2 separate regions of the Homo sapiens genome follow, and region 2 is linked to region 1. Evidence: read pairs that join two places in POLR2A ChIA-PET (ENCODE). Cell type or tissue: MCF 10A. All regions are shown on one strand.

Evidence for each region. ChIA-PET counts read pairs that join two places held together with the same protein. Peaks named below come from ENCODE experiments on the same cell type or tissue, not always from the same donor. Only the 100,000 strongest peaks of a DNase experiment are listed, where the experiment ranks them.
Region 2: POLR2A ChIA-PET joins it to region 1 with 5 read pairs; 2 of 35 experiments call an interaction of 5 or more read pairs at or near these places.

The regions. Positions count from the first base shown.
Region 1 is chr17:40,241,477-40,245,476 of GRCh38, reverse strand. The region is part of intron 1 of WIPF2 (WAS/WASL interacting protein family member 2); the gene reads right to left. It also overlaps the pseudogene RNY4P8. Among named protein-coding and RNA genes, the nearest start is that of WIPF2, 24 kb to the right of the region's middle. In MCF 10A, no CTCF peak of the experiment used is centred here; no DNase peak of the experiment used is centred here.
Region 2 is chr17:40,511,121-40,515,120 of GRCh38, reverse strand. No RefSeq gene overlaps it. Among named protein-coding and RNA genes, the nearest start is that of TNS4, 11 kb to the right of the region's middle. In MCF 10A, no CTCF peak of the experiment used is centred here; DNase peaks (open chromatin) are centred at 2,420 and 3,790.

The DNA.
Region 1 (4,000 bases):
CAGCTACTCAGGAGGCTGAGGCAGGAGAATCACTTGAACCCGGGAGGTGGAGGTTGCAGTAAGCTGAGATCGTGCCACTGCGCTCCAGCCTGGGCGACAGAACGGGACTCCATCTCAAAAAAAAAAAAAAGAATTATCTGGTCTACATTGTCAACAATGCTGAGGTTGCTAAGCCCTGTTCTAGAAGATGAGCAAGACAAGCGTCTACTGTCTTGGAGCTTACATTCTAGTGTAAGAAGGAAGAAATAAAATCTCAGTATAACAGTTACTGATAAAAGGAGTAAAAAAAACAGAGAATCATAAAGGTAGAGTATAGGAATAGACTGGAATGTTCTTTTGTTTTACTTATTTATTTTTTAGAGATAGATTGTCCAGACTATGTTGCCTAAGCTGGTCTTGAACGTCTGGGCTTAAGCAATCCTCCAGCCTCAGCCTCCCCAGTAGCTGGGACTACAGCTGCCCAGGTTAGAGTCTTCCTTTGGATAGGGTTGCAGGCTTCAGGATCTAGGAGAATTTAACCACGACAACAACAAAATAGTAATAATAATGATAAAATAATACAGTCACAGGGAAAGGGCCATTGGGGGAGAGTATCTGGCTCTCCCAAGAAGTCTCTCCATGAGCAGAGCATGCCATGTAAACATCTGGGGAAAGAGCATTCCGAAAAGAAATAACAGCAAGTGAAAAAATTCTAACATGGGAATGTAGTTGGTGTGTTAGAGAACTAGTAAAAAGACCAGGATAGCTAGAACAGAGTGAGAAGAGATGAAATCTGAGGCTTTATATATAGGCCATCCTCCAAATCCAAAAGTAGTCCCCTTCTCTGTCCAATACACCAACACTGTAAAACCAAAGAAACCTAAATGAACCGACAGCTTCACACTCAAACCAGAAGTTCGATCGGTTATCTCATTAATCCCACAGACTATACTTGATCTCCTGGCTTAATCTCATCCAGAGACTAAGTACTAACTGAAGGCCTTCCAGGGTTAAAAGTCACCTGTTGGTAATCTGCCCACCTGTTCAGCTGTCCTTCAGCTTTGCTCCTGAAAAGCAATCCAGCATGGGAGGTAGGAGCTCATTACTACAATGGCATAATGGCATCCAGTCCCTAGGCCAAAGAACCCCAAAATGAGAAAAGAGCCAGGAGCTGCCTAAGAGTAGTCACATGCCACTCCAGGAGCCAACAACGGCAGGAACCAAACAGGTTCCTATAATCACACAGGGAATAATGTCAAGAGGAATGAAAAACTTGCCTCCATGTGTTCTAGGACAGACTATAACAGAGGGTTTCCACTAAAGTGTTTCTGGTTTCTCTAAAGTACAAGGAAACAGACTAGAATAACATTCATGTTACACACATTTTACCACTACCACTCCAAAAAAAGGCTTTTTCTATAGCTCACAGCCCTCTCCTCTCAATGGAGAAAGTGCCACCACTTCTTGAAATTCAATTCAGTCAAACCTCTGGTGAAACAGATTTCTATCACATGTAGAGATGGAATTAATTAAAATTCCAAGGTTACTTAAGGGAAAAAAATTTTTCAACTACAGAAATTTTCATCACAGAAATTCAACTATGCAGCAAATCTGACTGATCCAACAAGTAATAAAAAAAATCACATAACCATCATGAATATTAAAACTGAAAAATCGGGCCGGGCGTGGTGGCTCACTCCTGTAATCCCAGCACTTTGGGAGGTGGAGGTGGGTGGATCACCCGAGGTCAGGAGTTTTAGACCAGCCTGGCCAATACAGAGAAACCCCATCTCTACTTAAAAAAAAAAAATACAAAATTAGCCGGGTGTGGTGGCGTATGCCTGTAATCCCAGCTACTCAGGAGGCTGAGGCAGGAGAATTGCTTGAACCCGGTAGGCAGAGGTTGCAGTGAGCCGAGATGGCACCATTGCACTCCAGCCTGGGCGACAGAGCAAGACTCTGTCTTAAAAAAAAAAACCTGAAAAATCCTAGGACTTCTACAACAAATGAAACCTGGATGTTTTACTCCTCTCTGAAAGAGAAAATGAAGGAGGAAGAAGATATAACTACTGAATGATGAAATTCTTTCAAACATATTTTTTTAACAAAAACATAATGCATCCCCAAAACGCAGCTTTCCCCACTAATGTGACTCTTTCCTCTTCCCCCAGATTTTTTTTAAAGCCAGTCAAATTTAGCAGTGGGGGGTTTGTATACCAACTGCAGTGACACTAATGTTAATAAGCTCTGATAACCCACTACCATCAGACCAGCCCCAGATTATTTTTTTAAAGCCCTAAAAATGTAAATTCGGAAGACTACCTTCATATACTACCTTATGTGGTAAATATTAGATACTATGGGTTATTCCCAGATACAAGGCAGCCCAGGAGCTGAGTCCTCTCATCTAAAATGATGACAAATCAATGAGAAGTCTACTCCTGTGTTCAATTAAATAACCAGAGCTGCAAAGAAAGCTTCATTTAAAAAGACAGACTAGGAATAACTAATGCAAAAGCCATGTAAATTAAATATCTGAAAATCATCCAAAACAGAAGTCAGGGAATGACCTCACGCCCAACCCCTCAAGGCAAAGAAAAAATCTCATTATCCTGAAAGCACTGAAGTACAGCACTGGGAGATAGGCGGACGTGTACAGAAAATAGTCAACTGCAGTAAATCAGTAATAGTTCAAAGTCATGCCTTATAACACAGCCAGTGACCAATAATCAATGAGACAATAACACTTTCGATGTAGCTTTGTTTTTGTGACTTTGTTCATCAAAACTGTTTCTTGGCCAGGCACAGTGGCTCATGCCTGTAATCCCAGCACTCTGGAAGGCCGAGGCAGGTGGATTACCTAAGGTCAGGAGTTTGAGACCGGCCTGGCCAACATGGTGAAACCCCGTCTGTACTAAAAATACAAAAAAATTAGCCAGGCGTGGCGGCGGGCGCCTGTAATCCCAGCTACTCGGGAGGCTGAGGCAGGAGAATCACTTGAACTCGGCAGGCGGAGGTTGCAGCGAGCTGAGATTGTGCCACTGGGTAACAGAGTGAGACTGTCTCAAAAAACAAACCAACAACAACAACAACAACAAAAAATTTCTTGGTTTTTCTTTCTTTCTTCCTTGAGAAAGGGTCTCACCCTACAACCCAGATTGCAGTGCAAGTGGCACAATCACAGCTCACTGCAGCCTTAACCTCCCAGGCTCAAGCAATCTTCTCACCTCAGCCTCCCGAGTAGCTGGGACTACCACATCCAGCTAATCGTTTTATTTTGATTGCAAAGACAGGATCTCACTATGTTGCTCAGGCCAGTCTCAAACTCCTGACCTCAAACAATCCTCCTGCCATAGCCTTCCAAAAAACTGTTTCAATGGAAGTTGTAAAATTGTATTACAGCTATTTCTATAGAGCTGCTCATCTTAGAATGCAAATCAACTCTATGTCAGAGCCAACATGGCCTCCTCAGCTGTATTTTAGTTAATAACAGCCACAAGATTTCCAAGAACTGAGAACTAGGGTACCACAGTTAGCCTCTGCAACACTGCTAAGACAAGTACTATTTGGCTCTTAACCTCTAAGCAATTCACAACCAAGGAGCAGCTGCAAACACATTTCCAGATACTTTACAGACTGGCAGCAAAAGATACAACCCTTTTTCTTTTCTAGGCGTAGGAATCTATAATACAAAAGGGAGAATTGTGTCCTTTTGATTGTAAAGTTAAAAACAAACTTCAAATCACAGTGCTTCAACATCTCCAAAAATGACGCTGCATAAACCCAAGGCAGATTAGGACATCTGTTTTCAAAGCCTGAGTCAATTTTCCATTTCACCAAAAACACTGATTCCTGGACTTAGTAAATTGGTGCAGAGCAGCTCAATGTTCATAACTAGTATTTCCTCCCCTGTACATCCCAGGAGCGGGTTTAGAGACGCTGACTAAAAAAAATGAAGTCACACAAGCCCAAAGTTATTACCATCAGCCAACATTTAATACTAAAGAGGGGAGTTAATCAG
Region 2 (4,000 bases), 270 kb before region 1:
GATGCACAGGGCACCAAAGTCATCCTGTGCAGCTTCCAGAGCATTCTGTGGCCCCTTAACTCATCTGTATTTGATGTAGGATGATGAGCCCCAAATATCAAACTACAGCCCTAACTTTTATTTGGCCTCCAAATCTTTATATCAGCTCTCCCTCAGACATCTCACTTTGGATGTCCCATGAGCACCTCAAATCATCAGGTCCTCAAACTTAATGCATATGCATCTCCATCCTCACCATTAAACCTACATACCTCCTGTTTCCCTACTGGGATGGATGGTGCCCCCAATTACCCAGTCACTCAAGCCCAAACCAGCTAAGCACAATCCCTCAATCCTGTTACTTCTCTCACTGCCCAGCCTTAGGGTGACTCCCCTACCCCACCCTATCTCACCCAGATCATGGTATCAGCTTTCCAGGTGTCCTCCCCACCCCCATCATGCCCTCTGTGGGGCAGCCCAGGCAGACTTTCCAACACACAGATCTGGTTGTGTCCATCCCCTGCTTGAAATCCTTCATGCTTCCCAATGCCTCGCCAGCCTAACATCCCCGCACCATCATTGCCAACATGCCACTTTGTATTATCCAACTCTTCCAAGTTATTCCACATTTCCCTGCCACATGTTCATTCCTTTGCACTTGCTGAGTCTGCTGCTTTTTGTTTGTTTATTCAGACAGGATCTCACTCTGTCACCCAGGCTTGAGTGCAGTGGCACCATCATAGCTCATTGCAGCCTCAAATTCCTGGGCTCAAGGGATCCTCCTACCTCAGCCTCCCAAGTAGCTAGGACTACAGATGTGCACCACTGCACCCAACCTGAACCCACTTTCTAAACTCAATGACCTCTGCTTTTGTCCACCTGGCAAATAACCCTTCTCGTTGTATCTCAGCCCTGCCTCCTCTAGCAAGTGGGAGCACGGAGGTCCTGATTCCCTCCGTGCTCCCACTGTGCTGCTCACCTCCTCCTCGGCAGAGCAAGGACATCATGAAATAGCCATCGTTAAACTGCAGGTCTGCCTTCTCCACTAGACTGTGAGCTCCTCCTTGAGAACAGGGACATTATTTTATTTTTGTTTCCCCAGCACCTTAGCACAGAGCCTGCTCCCAGGAATCCCTCCATATATGAAGTGACTAAGCTAAGGTGACCCCACTGGACAGTGTCTGAACCACGATGACACTCATTCCCACCTTCTCTCCTTCTGCTGGATAGAGCCACCAAGTACAGGTGACATGTGCCTGTTAAGGTGAGGGACAAAATAGAGCAGTGCTTCATCTACCAACATGGCACTCCTGAACCCTCCCAGCAGGGTTATAATAGTGGGGACAGGGTGCACCAAACCATCAGTGGCCTCTCAGGTTGGATGCAGGGTCACACCAACAGACAGGTGTGGAACCTGGGCAGAGCAAGGAGATTCTGTCCCACTGGGCACTAAAGACAGCCTTGGCCTCAGGGACCCTGGATTCTACCCATGTGGCCCAAATGGCCAGAGAGCATCTGGAGCTAGATCTGCTATCTTCCTGGGTGATAAAAGTCAGGAAGGTCTTCTAGATCTTCACTTGAGGAGCCTATTTTTCAGGGCAGTTTAATTCCACATTGTTTGTTCTCTGCTCTGCAGACGCCTAGGAATTCTGTGCCAGGAACCAAGCTGAGAAACTCCGCTGAGGAAACCACGGGAATCTCATTTGAAGATTCAAATGGAAAAGCTGCTTCTCCTCTCTGAGCCTCAATTTTCCCGTTTGTAAAATGGTAACTTGTACCCAAGTCCATTCCAGCTCAAAAATACTATGATTCCTTTCTTAACTAGGAGGAGTTAAGGGGAAGAAAACTATTATTTCAACTGTGATCTCACCAAGGAACAAGTCTGAGGACTGAGTCGGGGGCCAGTGGCATGGTGTGGAGCACTCAGCATTCGGGGATGACCACCCTCTGCCCAGCCCCTCCCCTGGTACCTGTTACTCTAGGGGAGTCCCCTTCTCCTTTCTTGGTTTCCTTGTCTATAAAAGAGAATGATGCCAGCCACACCAGAGGACCACCGTAAGGAGAAATGCAATGTATTATATAAAGTGCCTGGAGCGGGCCAGGCGTGGTGGCTCACGCCTGTAATCCCAGCACTTTGGGAGGCCGAGGCGAGCGGATCACGAGGTCAGGAGATTGAGACCATCCTGGCTAGCACGGTGAAACCCTGTCTCTACTAAAAATATTTAAAAAATTAGCCGGGCATGGTGGCGGGCACCTGCAGTCTCAGCTACTCGGGAGGCTGAGGCAGGAGAATGGCGTGAAACCCGGGAGGCGGAGCTTGCAGTGAGCCGAGATTGCGCCACTGCACTCCAGCCAGGGTGACAGAGCGAGACTCCGTCTCAAAAAAAAAAAAGTGCCTGGAGCAGTCCTTGACCCATAGCTGACAAATCATTATCGACATAGTTTCCTTTCCCTGGGTAACAAGTGCTGGGTGCCTCCCCTGCTCAGCCTGCAGAGCCTGGAGACCAGAACACTCTACTCTCACTCACCGCCTCCGTCCACCCCAATCCGTGGCTTCCCTCCCCGTCAAGCTCAGCTCCTTGCCCGAGTTGGTCCAAAGGCCAGAGTGGCCAGGTGAGCGTGGTTAGCCACAGACGTGACCACCCAAGACCCCATGACCCGAGTGGCAAGCCTGAATCCACACCGAGGCCTGAATCCACACCGAGGCCTGGGGACCAAGTCCAGTGCTTTTGTCACAAAATAGCAGACCCCATGCGATGCAGGCCCAAGGGCTCACTGCCTACTCGCTGTCCATCCATCTCCCTCTGTCCCCAGGTGACCCCATTGCATTCCTGTGGTTTGGGGTTTGCTGGTGTGGCGGCGGCGACTGAAGTCTTGGCACCCTCCCACCAGTGAGTGGGGAGGGGGCTCCAGGGGCCAAATTCCTCTTCAAATGAGATTCCCGTGGTTTCCTCAGCTGAGTTCCTCAGCTCGGTTCCTGGCACAGAACTCCGAGGCGTCTGCAGAGCAGAGAAAAAACAATGTGGAATTAAATTTCTCTGGAAAATAGGCTCCACAAGTGAAGAGCTAAGCATCTCTTTGGGCTTGGGTCCGATTGCTGTGCCCCGTGCCAGGATGGACTCCCTCCGCCCTACAGGCACGGCAGTTGAGCAAGCCCAACTCCTTCCCCCCACCCACCACCTCTCCCCACTGTCGGACCTCAGAGCTGTCACCAGAGATGGGCTTTGGCTTTTCCTAGACTCTGCTGAGGCACCCTGACCAGAGACAGCTGGGATCCCCGAAATAGGAGCATCCTCCTGGGATGGGGTCACACCAGCTCCAGCTCTGTCTGATGTTGTCGCCACCGCCAGGCAGGATTCAGGATCAGGTTGCAAAGACTAGGGGACATGGTGAGACAGGCTGTCTCCCTGGGTCCCCAAGCCTCAGCAGCATATTCTAAAGTGACAAACCCCAAGAGGCATGGAGGAGAAAAAGAAAAAGAGGTAAAGTCACCAGCTGACCTCTCCCAAGCCCCAGCCCAATACCATCTTTGATCCTGGCAGGAAAGGCCCCTGGACATACGGTTTATCCGTGCAATGGAATGTTATTCTGCCTTAGAAAGGAATGAGCTGCTGAAATGAGCTCCAGCATGGAGGAACCTGAAGTCATTATACTAAGTGAAAAAAGCCAGACACAAAAGGCTGCATAGTGTGTGACTCCATTTATATCAACTATCCAGAATAGGTAAAGCCATAAAGACAGAATACAGATTAGTGGTTGCCAGGGCCTGGAGGAGAGGGAGATGGGAGTGACTGCTTAATAGGTATAGAGTTTCCTTTTGGGGCTATAAAAATGTTCTGGACCGAAATAGAGGTGGTGGTTGCACAACATTGTGAATGTATTAAATTCACAATGGTGAATTTGATGTCATACATATTTTACTACAATAAAAGGACAAAATGAAAGGCCCTTGGCCTGGGTCCCCGGCTATAGAGGAATTCTGCTCTGGTCACCCCCATAGAATGAAGAATCTGTGGGTCCG